2 separate regions of the Homo sapiens genome follow, and region 1 is linked to region 2. A link is a loop called in an ENCODE intact Hi-C map of the cell type or tissue named here. Cell type or tissue: endothelial cell of umbilical vein. All regions are shown on one strand.

Evidence for each region. Peaks named below come from ENCODE experiments on the same cell type or tissue, not always from the same donor. Only the 100,000 strongest peaks of a DNase experiment are listed, where the experiment ranks them.
Region 1: a loop joins it to region 2, with 2.4 times the contacts of the local background. A loop is called at or near these places in 2 of 110 quality-filtered maps.

The regions. Positions count from the first base shown.
Region 1 is chr1:159,591,903-159,599,902 of GRCh38, forward strand. It overlaps the pseudogene OR10J6P. Among named protein-coding and RNA genes, the nearest start is that of APCS, 8.1 kb to the left of the region's middle. RefSeq lists an enhancer at 5,759-6,958. In endothelial cell of umbilical vein, no CTCF peak of the experiment used is centred here; DNase peaks (open chromatin) are centred at 3,189 and 6,479; H3K27ac peaks cover 3,578 bases.
Region 2 is chr1:159,211,257-159,219,256 of GRCh38, forward strand. No RefSeq gene overlaps it. Among named protein-coding and RNA genes, the nearest start is that of ACKR1, 10 kb to the left of the region's middle. In endothelial cell of umbilical vein, CTCF peaks have their summits at 459 (motif pointing left) and 3,080 (motif pointing left); DNase peaks (open chromatin) are centred at 285 and 2,995.

The sequences.
Region 1 (8,000 bases), 380 kb after region 2:
GGGGGCGGTTACCCTCGTGCTGTTCTCATGATAGTGAGTGAGTTCTCACAAGACCTGATGGCTTTATATGGGACTTTTCCCCCCTTGCTCCACGATCCTCCTTCCTGCCACCATGTGAAGAAGGACATGTTTGCTTCCATTTCTCCATAGTTGTAAGTTTCCTGAAGGCTCCCCAGCACTGTGGAACTGTGAGTCAATTAAATCTCTTTCTTTTATACATTACCCTGTCTTGGGCAGGTCTTTATAGCAGCATGAAAACAGACTAATAAAGATGGAATTTCTGGTAACGTCATCTCGGCATTTTTCTCAGATACAGTTGTTGTCACAACAAAGAAATCAGCAAAAGTCACAGAGGAAACTACTTGAATAATTCAGAATCTATAAAGAAAATGGAAGGATTTGGAGGTGCAATAACCCAGGAACATAGTTGTGTAGTGATTTAATAATTACAGAGATAATCACGCCCTTTCCCATACTTGCCACTAAGGCTGTTAGATACTAGGGGACAAGTAGTACACAAGATGTACAATAAGTTGCTAAAACCAGGAGTCATCTCTAATAAGAAAAGCAATTTTTGAGTCTCTATCTTATACAAGTAACGATCTGATTCTTATTTTTGACTACAGAAAAACAGGTAAGAGCATTTAGCCACATAGCTTCAGGACTGGTTTTAACAGAAGTCCATAAATAATTTTCCTGGATGAGAAGGCTTGCAGGTAGTTTTCTGTGAGTTTTGTGTGGGAGACTCTGGGTGGAGCTCTGAGATTAAAGCAATGAGGCCCCTTAGCTTGGGATATGCCTTAGCTAAAACTTGAGTTGAAGTGGAAATTTAAAAAAAATATTTTATCTGCACTGGATAGGATCAATGTATAGTCACATTTGGAATGCAATGTGGAGACTTTTTAGGTATTCATGAGACTTTGCATTGTTTAGAAATAATAGGTGTCCAAGACCATTCAAATGACAGAAGAAAAAATGAAACATGACCTGAATTGTCTTTAATCCTTATCTTGTCAAGACTAAATAGCTGATTATCATATAAACTAAACTCCATTTGTATTCCAGAATTTTCTATCTCCTTTTCATCTGGCTGGCTGTGGCCACTTTTCTGAGTTTAACATGGGAGATACCTCAAGAGACCACCGTCGAGTTCGGGCACTGGTAAAGGCATCTGCATCATGTCACATTCAACCACAGGATCCAGAAGCAAAGCTAATCTAATGTTATTGACATATTTCACTGAAGCCCATAATCTATGAGGGGTTCACACAGCTGTGCCTGGGGTGAGATGTCAAAGACAAATACTTCATCTAGAGCTCCAGCTGTTGCAACAGCTTCTCTCAGTATCCTTATGGGGATCCTATGAGGATTCAGTATGACAATGCATACAAAACACCTACTCAGTCCCTGTTCTGGCACAGTGCAAGTGCTCAGTGATTGTTAGCTGTAATTATGAGGAGGATGATGATCTAAAATGTAATCACCTGCCCTAACTTCTTTTTATATTCTGACAAATCAAAATGAGCACTCATGCTCCATTTTCAGTTCCTACCCCCAAAACTAATTTTTACCTAACAAAACCAATGCATGGCCTCTGCTAGCAGGAGAAATGATGTAAGCTCTTTCTATATACAAAGAGAGACACCATATCTGACTTTTACACGAATGTATTCTCACTGACAGTAACTAACCAAGGACCAAACACTAACAGGGATTCAAAAGAAGAAAAGATGGTGCCATGTGACAACATATCTTCAACTGAGTTGAGCTACTTTTTTCCCTGAAGAAACATAAGTAGCAGGCCATGTGAGACCAAAGCTTGCTCAATATTCCTAGTGTGATCTGCTTGTAATGAGATCCCCCGGCTCATTTCTGGATTCTCATTGTGCAGACCCAAGGGAGACATGGTAAGTCTCTTGACAAATTGATGCAGTGACTAGAGCTAGACAGAAGAACTTCTCCTCTGAGAGTCTCTTCCTAATCACAGAGTTTAAGGGGGCAGCTCTTCTAGAGCCAAAGCAAAAAGGGCCAAACGGACTCTGTGAATGTCACCCTGTGCTTTAGCCAGAGTCCAGTGAAATGTAAGTGACCCAATAATCTAATAAGGCTGAGAATCAAATAAGGCTAAACTTTTAAAGACATCAAGAGTCTGTCAATTATTTTTCCAGACAAACAATAATCAGATTTCCTAGAATTGTAATGATCTTTTGTAAATTAGTCACAATTATTCTAAAACTGAACACAGATTCCACAGACTGCAGAAGGTGGATGGACACTTTTGGGTCTGAGAAGGCTTCCATGCAAAAGAAAAGTTATTATTCTCTTATTTATTCAAATAGCTCTCGTAATCATCAGTTTCTTAAGTCATTGAGTCCTCCTTCCCTGGCTCCTTAGATCTATTTTGTTTAAAAAAGAAAGGAAAGGGAAGGAAAATAAGGGAAAGGAAGGGAGGGGATGGAAACTCTACCAAAAAGGCAGGTCACTATTTTTTTTAAGTGTGCAATTCCTTTACACACAAAATATATTTATAGAAGTTTTGCCTACCTGCATATTTTAATTTTTTTAACACAGATTCTGTTTCCAGCAACAAATTTTGCTTATAAAGACCAAAATATTTGGGGGCATCCATGGCTGTTGTAATAATTTCTTCCCCTTGCAAATGGCATTTCCTTTACACTTTCAAATTCTGTTTTCCCCTCCACTTTATTTTCCTTTTTCCTCTGGTAGGAATATTGACTTCATGACTAACATTTTGATGCATGAGCACATTTCAGTATTTTTACTCTCCCACAGGGTTTTTATCCTTCTGGAATGTATAAATCATTTTGAAAGCTTCTTTCTGTTCTATACTGTGCTTTTGAGATTATCCACTGGCGTGTTCCCTCTACAGAAACACCCTTAGGGTTCAGCCAGAGAAGGTCCAGATTTGGGTGGTAGAAGGGCTGCTGCTACTGTGCTCAGCTGCACTCGCTTCTGGCTGGGTGGAGACTCATAAAAAGCAACCAGTAGAAAAAAAAGAGAGAGAGAGAGAGAGACAGAGAGAGAGAGAGAGGTAGCCATCTGGTGCTAACATAGCCCTTAAGTTCACTGAGACACATTCTAACCACTGAGAACTCACCCTGGCAAACCTCCGCAGGTGAGACCAACCCACCCATTCCATACATTTCTTTGGCTCCATGGTACCCTCTGGGACCTCTTCTCCCTTCCCAAGCTAAACGTTGGTGTTCATTGCTCCCTGATTTTGTGTGTGTAAGGCTCTAAGAAGACCGAGGAGAACTAACAATGTGATTTCCTCCTGTGTCCCAGACTTCCTTATCTCTCTCACCAGGGCCTTCCTCACTTCCAGGGACAGTAACAGCTGTGTATTTGACATTTGAGCCATAATTTCTAACAGTAATAATTTTAGATTGCTTCTGCACCTCAGAAAGTGACAGGTTAAAAAATGAGACAACAAGGCAATTGCCCTTAATCTCAAAGGGACTCTAAAACATCGCTGATAGGTAGCGAAATGAAGTGAAACACATAAGAGAACTCCTTTCATGGAGAGTGATGTGGCTGGGAAGAACACTTGGAAAAATCAGGGCGAGCAATGGCACCTGCTCTAGGAGGTATGGATGGCCACTAAGTGCACTAAGTGCACTCTGTGCAGGACAAAGCCCAATCACTGTAGGGCTTGTTTGTTTGTTTGGGCTAAGCCTAGTGTTGGGAGATCCCTTTAGCTGAGCTCCACATGCAGGAGAAATGATAGCTTCCCCTGTGGCAGGGCTTTACCTTTCCCTCACACACCACACACTTTTCCTCCAAATAAATACTAAACAATAAGGAAAGAACATTGGTTTGAAGGGGCTATTCTTGCTCCCACATCTTACACTGACCTTTCATTTTTGCATTTGTTTCCCCACATTTTATGAATATCTTGTATTAAGATATTATTTTGTTGCCCATTCAATCCAATTCAAATGTATACCACAGGTAATAAACTTCTTTTCCTGGGCTTATGTACCTGACCCAGTTTCCCTGCATCTAGTGGGTCCTTAGCCATCTTGTCTATAGCTTCACAATTTATTCCAAGAAAGTAAATTTATATTTACATGAAACATATTTACAACAAATTGGTGGCTGATTTGGGGTGAAAGCAGCACTTTTCAGCTCCTAAATTAAAGATACCAGAAGATTTTTCCTCCTCCTGATTTAATTCAGTTTTGTACTTTCCTCCCTTCCCTACTCCAAATATGTTTATAGTTTTCCTGGCTCAACATAGCCTTAACCATATTTTGTCACTCATTGCAATAGGCTCATCAGGAAAGGGAAAAGGCACATGAGATCTGTTTTTCTCGTCTAACATATTAACAAAATTCTTCTTTATTTACTCCACATAATCAGGCTTTCCAGCCCAAGACTCTGCTAGATTTGTGGCAATAAGGTCATTGGTAGCCTCCTTCTTAATCAATTGAATATATGTTTTCAGTTGTCATCCTCCTTGACTTCTCCAAGTTATTTATGAGTTATAATTTTATGCTTAAAATATTTTAAAATGAGCCATTATCATCACTGTGAAAATGATAAAAGTTAAAGTTCCCTATAGCACCCCCAGCACAATATAACTGTTAATTCATGATAATATCAAGTTCATATTCTTTCAGACTTTTTTCCCCCACATATGCAAATATTTATGAACATCCACAAACACACACACACACACACACACACACACACACACACATGCAAATATTCCTAACCATATGGCAGCATATCATAGTATTGTTCTCTAAATAGCTCGTTTTGTGGTTGTTATTTAATGTATTCCACACATCTGTTCATGGTAGGACACCATAACAGCACAGTCCAGCATAACTTTTACCAACAAAAGAAAATGTTTGATAGCTGAGCTATCCAATATGGTGGCCACTAGTCACATGTAGCTTTTTATCACTTGAAATGTGGCTAGTATGACCGACTAAGTGAATTTTTAATTCTCTTTTATTTTAGTTAATTTAAATTTACACAGCCATAGCTCCATCCTATCCTTTCTAAAAAGCTGCTTGGAGTTCCACTGTCACTCTCTTTAATCTTTGCCTATCCAACTGGTATCTCAGTGGTCTCTTAAGGCAAATTCCTTTAATTTTAGTGACACACTCATTTCTACTCGAAACATTTGCCTCATTTTCCATGATGGACTATTTTCTAAAACACCCACAATATTTCCTAGATTCCTAGTGGCAGTTCCCTAAGTGTGCCAAAATCCCCCAGCCTGTTAGTGTTACTTGTTATTTAAGCAAAATGATTCAAATCATCATTTGATACATGATGGAAATCCCAGGCTCACTCACCAAATTTCTAGCAAATATTGTGTGTGCTTGTAAGGGGGATGGGAGGGCAGGAGAAGGCCTTGTATTTCTTCTAGTCATTACAAGCTAGTGGTTTTTCTTCCTCAGTCTGGAACTTACTCCTTGCACATACCTTTTTCTGCACTGTGCCATCATCCACTTCTCTTTACTTCCTAACTACCACCAACTGAAAATTATACATATAAAAGCTTTAAACAAAGTCTCTTGAGGCTCTCAAGGGAGTTTACATTACAGTATAGTTCAGCAAACAATTTTAAATCAAATAGTACACCTCTTTATTCTTAGAATTCCCTCTGCCAAAAAAGAAATCAGCTACTTTTTTTTAAATTCAAGGTCCAACTTTCTGTTGTGTTGCTGATTCTCTTCTCTCTTTTTCCAACGACTTCCACTTCTCTCTCTAGTTTACATGTCTCCAAACCTTAAGCCTCTGTTAATACTTTCACAATAAGTCAATTTTGCCAACGGTTTGCCTCCCCTAGACCATCTAGGCTGGGCCCAGAACACCTCATCTTCACTCCCACTGAAGTGTTCCTGAAGGTCAGCTCTCACTGACCTTGATTCTGCTCCCCTACACTGTCACCAGAAGCTATCCACCTATGGTTCTAATTCAGTAAGTCCAACTCTCTCACCCCCTTTTTTTGTCTCAGCTGTGTGGGCTTTCCCAGGATGGCATGCAATGGGACCCCTGTGCCATGCATATTGTAAAGGAAAATGCCTCCCTCCATGCGCTACAAAACAGCACATTTATGATGGCACTTTGAAAAGATATGGGTTGTGGTGTCACATATTGACAATTCCTTGGCCAGAGGCTTAACAGTGCCAGCAGTGCCAGAAGATTAAGAAGACAGCAAAAACAGAAAAGGGAGAAGATGGTGAAGTAGTTATATAACATGAGCGAGAATGCTCCTGATTACAAAGCAGAGAAATTGACTTTTTTTCTTAGTGTTTTCTATAGTCATTGCTCTATCCCTGTTCTAGAATTCAAGTCATGATAAGAATTTCTTCACGTTGACTTCCTGCATTGCTTTCAGACATTGCAATTAAAGAATGCGAAGAAAGAACCTCACAGAGGTAACAGAGTTTGTTTTCCTGGGATTCTCCAGATTCCACAAACATCACATCACTCTCTTTGTGGTTTTTCTCATCCTGTACACATTAACTGTGGCTGGCAATGCCATCATCATGACCATCATCTGCATTGACCGTCACCTCCACACTCCCATGTACTTCTTCCTGAGCATGCTGGCTAGCTCAAAGACAGTGTACACACTGTTCATCATTCCACAGATGCTCTCCAGCTTCGTAACCCAGACCCAGCCAATCTCCCTAGCAGGTTGTACCACCCAAACGTTCTTCTTTGTTACCTTGGCCATCAACAATTGCTTCTTGCTCACAGTGATGGGCTATGACCACTATATGGCCATCTGCAATCCCTTGAGATACAGGGTCATTACGAGCAAGAAGGTGTGTGTCCAGCTGGTGTGTGGAGCCTTTAGCATTGGCCTGGCCATGGCAGCTGTCCAGGTAACATCCATATTTACCTTACCTTTTTGTCACACGGTGGTTGGTCATTTCTTCTGTGACATCCTCCCTGTCATGAAACTCTCCTGTATTAATACCACTATCAATGAGATAATCAATTTTGTTGTCAGGTTATTTGTCATCCTGGTCCCCATGGGTCTGGTCTTCATCTCCTATGTCCTCATCATCTCCACTGTCCTCAAGATTGCCTCAGCTGAGGGTTGGAAGAAGACCTTTGCCACCTGTGCCTTCCACCTCACTGTGGTCATTGTCCATTATGGCTGTGCTTCCATTGCCTACCTCATGCCCAAGTCAGAAAACTCTATAGAACAAGACCTCCTTCTCTCAGTGACCTAAACCATCATCACTCCCCTGCTGAACCCTGTTGTTTACAGCCTAAAGAACAAGGAGGTCAAGGATGCCCTATGCAGGGCCATGGGCAGAAACATTTCTTAATGCATTATTCCTCTATATAAATATACATTTAGTCATAGAAATGTGTGTCCTTACTTACATTAAACAACCTTACGACTCTGTCCCATGCAGTCTATGCTGCAATGGGATGTGCATGTCTTGCTTTGGTATATTTACTACAAAATCTTAGTCTCTGTTTCCATATATTTCAAAGTTTTGTCCAGGCATTTTCAACTAGGGATGTGAGAGGTCAAGGAGAATGGGCATGATTTTTAGGAAAGAGCATCCAAATTTCTAGGATGAAGAAAGGGACTTTTAAAAGTATATTAAATATGATTATATTGTGTTTAAAAAATAAAAAGCAATGTGTCTCATTTTTGTAATGCAATCTACAGAAAATAAAACTACAAAATCATCGCAGCAAGGTAAGGATAGTCAATAATGATGGATTCCCTTGAAAGAAAATAGTATCAGAATTGTCAGGGAAAAGTGAGATGAGCGTATTAAATTTAAAAAAAAATAGGAAAGTTGGAAAACACTGGCTTAGTCCTTGAAAATTTAGTCTTTATTATTCAATTTATGCTAAAGCCTTTGCTTTTATCCAGTGTAGTCGTCAGATGCTGGCCATGGCCACAGATCATACTTAACTCTCACCTTTCTAATCTAAATTCCCTAATTGAATTCTTTCTGGCTGCTGGTTCTCTCCATGGGATCAAC
Region 2 (8,000 bases):
ATCTTCTGTAGATTTCCGGCCTGTGAACCTGTTTTTTTGTGTCAATTCATGGCTGACTGGAGCTGAGGACTTCACCACAGTTCCTGAACCACGCATTAAAGAAACAATGCTTCCTTTCCTTTGGGATACTGCCGGGTTTTTGGCCAGCAGGGGAAAACTGGGAAAGGTTGTCATTTTTCATCTTTGCTTGAGGAAAAGTGAGTCACTGAGACTCCCCCAGAGTTCTGGGAGACAAAGTCCTTCACTGGCTCGGAATCAAATTCATAGTCCAGCCACCTCCTCAGATTGCATCATTCTCAGGGAGAGCCCACTACCCCCCTTGGACCGAAAAGTCACCATGCTGATTTTTTTTTTCTTCGGTCTTCTCTCCTTCCTTTTAGTTTCAACTTAGCTCCCCTTCCAACCCTACCCCTTCCCCACCTGTGAACGCTGGTTCCTACTCTCACCTTCTGGCCTCTGTCGCCCCCCTGTGGCAATTGATGTCTCTGCAGTTTTGGGAACAGGATCGCCCTTTAAGGCACTTAGGGGTGTATAATTAATTTCATTTAAAGAATTTGTTGAGTATCCACTACATTCAAGATGCTAGTGAAAGTACTGGAATACTTGGAAATGAATCATACACAATTATTGGCATCAGAATCTCTCTGGGCCCACCTGGTCCCCCATCCCCTTCCTTCCTTCCTTCCTTCCTCGTTTCTCAAAATTTCCCAGTCCTCTCCCAAACAACCTTGAACAAATTTGGATCCCAGAACACATAGAAGATCCACAAATCCCTCAGTCACCTAGACTTCTCAGAGCAAACTTCTATTTCACAGTCAAAGGTCCGTAGCAAATCGCACAGCCTCTAGTCAGTGAGTGTTCCTGTCTCAGTGTCATGTTCAGAAGTGTTCCTTACATGCAGACACACAGAAGATACAAGAGCAAGAAGCTCTTGCCCTTTCACACTCCTCCAGGGTGGTTGCGGTGGATTCTGGAAGCCAACGCACTGAAAGACAATTGCCCAGAGTAGAGGGAATGGGTGTGGAGCCTTGGAGAAGAAAGTTCTTTACAAATTAGTTGGCCCTTTCCTGTCTGTGACCTGATGAAGAGGGGAGGAAGAAGTGGACTGTCTGTGCGATCTGCCTGGATGCTTCCAAAAACACGACCATGCTTCTCCTCCTCCCATCATCTCCCTCAAGCCCCAGAACAGGGTTGTTCCCTTCACATACTGGGTTGATTGACGGGGGACTTCCATGGAATGCTTTGGGGAATGTGACAAGAGCAAGTGAAGGGAAGGTCACTGGGATAGCAAACATATGCAGAAATTAAATAAAGTATTATAGGGATTATGCAAAACCTGCGTTTAAAAATCAATTGCACAAAAACAGGATGGAAGATACCTGGCTCAACAGAAGTTCTTGTAAAAAAAAATTTTTAAAGACTTAGAGGTTTCACTTGGCTACAAGCTAAAGATGATTCAATAGTGCATGTGGTAGCCAAAACACTAATGCAGACTCAACTGCATTAAGAGACAAAGTGTACAGGACGAGGGAGTGCACAGCACCACCCCTGCCCTGGACAGGCCATAGTTAGAATAGAGGGCTTGGCTCTGGGTACTGCATGTTTAAAGGCCACTAACAAATGAGAGTTCTTAAAAAGGGGGTGGCCAGGCTGGGTGCAGCTGCCACGCTTATAATCGTAACATTCTGGAAGGCTGAGGTGGGCAGATTGCTTAAGCCCAGGAGTTCCAGAGCAGTCTGGTCAACAGGATTAAACCCCATCTGAAAACACACACACACACACACACACACACACACACACACACACACACACAAATAATACAAAAATTAGCTGGGCATGGCGGTGTGTGCCCGCAGTCCCAACTACACAGGGGGCTGAGGTGGGAGGATCCCTGGATTCTGGGAGGTCGAGGCTGCAGTGAGCCGTGATCGTGTCACTGCACTCCAGCCTGGGCGACAGAGTGAGACCTTGTCTGGGAAAAAAAAAAAAAAAAGTGAAGACAAGGCAGAGGGAGCTAGTGGCCAAAATGTTGACAATCTAGAGACCATGTTACTTCTACATGGAGAGACTAAAGGTGCAAGGGGGTCAGGGGTGGGGGAGATTTACACTGGAAATGTGTAGAAAATATATAGTTGTCTTTAACTCAACAGTTGTGCTGTTCAAAAAGCATTAGGCATGTATGTAGCTTCAGAATTAGAAACACTGAATGAGAAGAAGTAACAGGGAGGCTGGTTTTGGCTGAATGTTAGGAAGAGCTTTTGACAATTCAATCTGAGCCACAGAGATGGCTGTCACATTCTGGAGGGAGGGAGGGAAGAAGTGGAGGGAGGAAGGAAATGTGTATGAGCAGACCGTGTGTTATGCACTGCTCTGTGTTCTTGTTTTACAGTGGTGAGCATATCAGATGTGGGCCTTGCCTTTGTGGTGTTTGGAGACTAAAGTGAAAGGCAGTAATTAGACACATAAACACACAAATAAATTACAAATGCTGTTATGAGATAACAGCATTTAAGAGAAATGCAAATAAAAAAATTTTCATCTCTGGTGCAAATAAGAGAAAGAAAATAAGAAGGTAAAAGCAATTTGAGTTATGAGTTCATAGCTACAGAAAGGATCCAAGCTGTGGCTTGACGGTAATAAATTATCAAAATGTCACAGAAAGCATTCCCTGAATTGGGTTAAAGCTGGGACCAGTCCAGCTGCTTTCTTTCAAATTGGCAATACATTGGAATCACCTAGAGGAAGATTTTCAATAGTCCTTGATCTAATCCAAGATACCATTAATCATAATTTTTGGAACTAGAAGACTCTGAAACTCTGTGATAATATGTTAAGTGAAAGAACTAGACTAAAATGCATAATCTTTGATTCTGGTGTCTGGGTTTCACTTGTGATGACTTTAATCTCTTTGCTTGCGTTATGGAACTAAATTCCTCTGATTCAGAGCTAGGATACCTTTTCTCTTCAGGAGACCAAACAACGAAGGGATTCCTAGCCAGATATGCACCTGACCTGAATTTTTCCAAGAGGTGGGTACCATTCCAGGCACTAGCTGCTGCAGAGAAATTGTAGCTGGTGCCTGGGGTCCCTCTAGTGGTCAGAAGCTGTCACTTCAATTCGCTTCTCTGGCCCAGGTTTGGCCAGAGAATTAGAGGGATGCAGGAGTCCCGCAAAAAGCAGGCAAAGAAACCTAAATACATGTATATTTCAGAAGGTTCTTCTTTATAATTAACACTAAAAATAGAGGTGACATAACTCACGAATTTCTTTCCAAATTTTTCCTGACCCTTTTTACCTTGTCTTGGCTAATTTAAATTTAGAGAAAGAAGGGAGTTGAGAGAGATACAACTTTTAGAAACCAGAGTAGACAGCTCCCCAGGATACCAGGCCATCAGTTAGGTATTCCAAGTTTCATTTTCATTCCCTGGCAAAATGCAAAACATATCAGAGTTGGGTGGTCAGATAGAGCACTGGGTTGAGTAGGGAGACATGAGTTGTGCATTCTGAGCCGTAGCACTTCGCAGCTTTCTAAGTTTCTAAGAGAAAAAGCAGGTAATGACACCTTCCTTGCCTGGCTCACAGGTCTGATGTAAAGATTAAATGGGATGACTGACAGATGTGGAAGCTCTGAAATCAGTTACAGCTGGGAGGAAATACACTGCAATTAGTATTAAAGAAGAGTTTGCCCTGCAGGCAATTCGAAAAATGTCCATTGCCTTTTGGGGTCACTTCACCCTAAACACAAGTTCTTACAAAGGCAGGAGCACATGGGAGCTGGACTGCTAGGAGTTAGCCTTCCAGCTCTGTCTTTGGGTGTGTTCTCAGCCCTGTGACCAAAGGACTCACGGAATCTGCCTAAAACAGTGTTTCACAGGGACCTCTAAGGAAGAATTCCCTTACAACAGGGGTCAACAGGGGGCAAGGGAAGGGAGCAGGTGATAGTAGTGATGGTAATGGGAGCTGTTGGTGGGTATTTTAATGGCATTTGGGCTGGCTTTTCTGCATTATAGTATTGTTTAGAGAAGGGCTTAAAATGCTCTTGAATTGCCACAAAATCTTTGATCATACTTAACCTTATACAGGGACCCTCAAATGACCACATTGCAACTTTTCTCACAACCCTCTCCTGTGGGTTATGTTCCTTGGTGTCCTTTGGAAGCTCCTTGTTGTGGGAAGGTGGAGCGGTTGGGAGAACTCATCTGCTTATCAGCCACGGAGCTCCCCCAACTCATTGGAAATACATTAACATCACGTCATCTACTAATGCCATTCAAGTTGTGGGCTATGGATCAATATTGGCATCACTGGGGAGCTTGTAGGAAATGCAGACTTTCAAGTTCCATCCCAGATCTGCTGCTGAATCAGAAGCCGCACTTTCACAACATCCTAAGTGATTCGTTTGCACACTGCAGTTTAAGAAGCACCCCACATTTTGTTGGATATTCAAAAAAATGAGAACCTGACTTTAGGGTCTCCTCTCTCCCACCCTACCACTACCTCCAGCAGTCTCCTTGTCTTCCAGATTCCACCTTAAAATTCAGGAATCACCATGCACTGAGGACAGCCCTGCACAAACATCTAGTTCCCATGCTTTAGGAAAAGTGACAAAAACCCACACCGCCTTCCTTTCCCAGGCTCCCTCTGCCCCAGAAAAATAGAACTTCCTCAAATCTTCCCCCAAGGCCGGGTGCAGTGGCTCACACCTGTAATCCCAGCACTTTGGGAGGCTGAAGCAGGAGGATCACCTGAGGTCAGGAGTTCAAGACCAGCCTGGCCGACATGGTGAAACCCCATCTCTACAAAAGTACAAAAATTAGCTGAGCGTGGGGTGGTGCCTGTAGCCCCAGCTACTCGGGAGGCTGAGGGAGGAGAATCGCTTGAACCTGGGAGGCAGAGGTTACAGTGAGCTGGGATTGCGCCACTGCACTCCAGCCTGGGTAACAGAGAGAGACTCTTCTTAAAATAAATAAATAAATAAATCTTCCCCTAAATGGCACAGGTCTGAGCGCTGTGTGGTAATGGGGGACACAACCTTTCTACCTGTCTTTCTTTCTCCTCCTCTGGGTGGGAGGGGCCTCTGGAAAGAAAGGTGACTGTGGGGAGCCATCACTATGTCAGGTGTGATGCAAAAGTAAGGTCAGAAGTGAGTGCTGAGGGGTGCCAAAGAGCTGGGCATAGGATGGAGGAATGTGCCCCTGGAAGGTAGCAGAGAGACCACACAGAGTCACGAGGCATGTGGGGTCTCAGGCTGTGCACCCCCAGACAACAGGACAAGTGGGCACACTCACATGCACATGTGTACACAGCCACGCATGGTCTACTGCTTCTGGACTCTGTGTCCAGGTACACATCGCAGAAGGCAGGTGGAGGCCATGCCACCCCATTCCCAGTGGCCAGACCTTGTCTGTGCTCAGTGGCACAGACACCTTATAGCCCAATCCCCACACTCTGTACACACTCTGCTGATGCCTGAAATGACTGCGACGAGAGATCTCTCTCCTTGGCAAACATTGTCCGCTCTCTGTGCTCCTCTTTTAACACAGACATTTCTCCAAGAGGGGCAATGGATTAAATAACAGACACTACTTGTAAGTTAATGAATCAGAAATGTTGCCGCAGGGAGGGTCGAGGGCAACAGGAGAAAAACAGGCAGCTGAGGAGGGACAAGGAGCTGAATGAAAGAAGGAACAGGGGCACGGCAGCCGGAAGACAGATTTTACCTGCATCACAATTACGCCAAGGATCAGTGCTGGCCTGTAGTGCAGGATGGGGGCCTGGATTACACAGATCTGACTTCTCAGGGATGTATGGGGGAACTAGCATTTCCAGGCTTCTGATGGTCCTCCTGGGCTCCAGCCAGACTCACCTCAAAGCAATTCCACCTGCAGTCACAGTCAATTACACCTCAAAACAATTCCACCTGCCAATCTATCCCTATCACTCCTGCAAGTATCCGTGGCTTCCCCATCATCCTAGTGTAAAGCCAAGCTTAGCACAGCTCCCAAGGTCCTCCCGAAACTTCCCCAAACCTGTCTCTCCAGCCTCATCAATCATGCTAACTTTTAGACATGATGAATGACTAGTGGTTCCCCCAAAGCAAGCCACCTTCCCTCAGGCCTCTGTGCCTTAGTGTGGGGCTGCTCCATTGGCCTGGAAAGCTCTCAACACCTCCCCTTCATCTAGCTAATGCCTACATGTTCGAGACTTAGCTCTGGTGTTTCCTGACCTGAGCCCATCCTCTCTGTCCCCGCAAGCTGGGTTGGTGAGGTAGGTGTGACTGCTCTGTGCTCCTGAAGCACACTGGGCGTAATAATGACTATCGTGTATTATTTAACCTCTGTCCTTATGTGTTTGTTGGTCCCGCTAACCGGGTTTCTTAAGGACAAAGGTTGTGGCTTCCTTTTACTTTCCAGAACATAGCCCAGTGCTGGACAGATAGTATGCATTCCAAATGTCTGTTGTGTATGTTAATGTATGTATTGAGGATAGAAGTTAAGTACAAAACCCTTTGGGAGCTAATGGACTCTTTTTACTAAGGAGAAAAATGGGGCTCTCCAATCAGAAGCTATGCAGCTTGTCCAAGTATCAACTGTTAGAAACCAGAAAATTCTGAGATTTGAACCCAGGTCTATGTTCCAGATGAATTTAAGGTCCTTGTTCCCTTTTCTCTTATGTGCTCAGCTGGTGATAAGTCATAACAGCACTGCCCTGTTGCTGCATTTCCCATCATAAACTCAAGACATTCAGATCTAACCTTCCAGGAGGGACCTTAAAGCGAACCAGATTTTGCTTTTGTGTTTCTATTTTATTATTTATTTATTTATTTAGTGTTTTTTTTTTTTGTTTTTTTTTTGAGTATGCAGTCTCACTCTGTCGCCCAGGCTGGAGTACAGTGTCACGATCTCAGCTCACTGCAACTTCCACCTCCGGGGTTTAAGCGATTCTCCTGCCTCAGGCTTCCGAGTAGCTGGGACTACAGGCATACGCCACTATGCCTGGCTAATTTTTGTATTTTTAGTAGAGATGGGGTTTCACCTTGTTAGCCAGGTTGGTCTCAAACTACTGACTTCAGGTGATCTTCTGGCCTTGGCCTCCCAAAGTGCTGGGATTACAGGCGTGAGCCACCGCTCCCGGCCTGCCTGCTTGTTTTACAGATGGTGGCTGAGGCTCAGGGATGTGGAACGTTCCCACATTACTGTAATACTCACAGCAATATGATAATGTTATCATGTTATTACATCATGGTGGGGCCAAAATGGGATGGCAGGCACTGGGCATGAGGCAGGGGACAAGGATGAGACAGGCTGGTTTTTCTACATCAGCCCAGAATAAATCAAAGCAATGTATATTTATTGACCGTGAGCTTATCTGGGTGCCCGAGCCCCCTCCCAAACCCCAGCAATAGGAGAAAGGTGACCAGGAGAACAAAGGCGGATGTTTCTCCAGCTACCCTCTCAGGTTAGAGGGAGAACTGGACGGAATCCATCACTTGGAGACTGCTTCCTTCTGGCCTCACCACAAGGGGCCACATCCAGATGGAGAAAATAGTTAGGAGGGTCGCACATTTGCATACATTTGCATGTGTTTGCATATTCACACAGAACATGCAGCTCATTCTCAGGCAATTTTCAAGTAAATGTGATTATTGCCACCTTCAGGTTGTCAAGGATAGATTTTGCTCTTCTCACTTTCATTCTCACCCACCCACGGTCTCTGGGCCCTGATACAGGACGAGCCAGTGTGTGCGTGTCGGGGAAGGGGATACGTGAAGGCGCAGGAGCACCAGCACCAAGGAGAGGTGGCACCTGGGGCCAGGCACAAGGGCAGCACAGCAGCCTCTCCTTAGGCTGAATCCTCAAAGCACGCCATGCCGGCTGCTAGGTGACATCTGCTGTGTTCCTGCTAACAACTATGCTGATTGGAATGGACATTCTCAGCAAGTTACATGCTTTTTCACTGGTGAGGTGGCAGTGCAAGACAAAAATCTCTTTGGCACATAG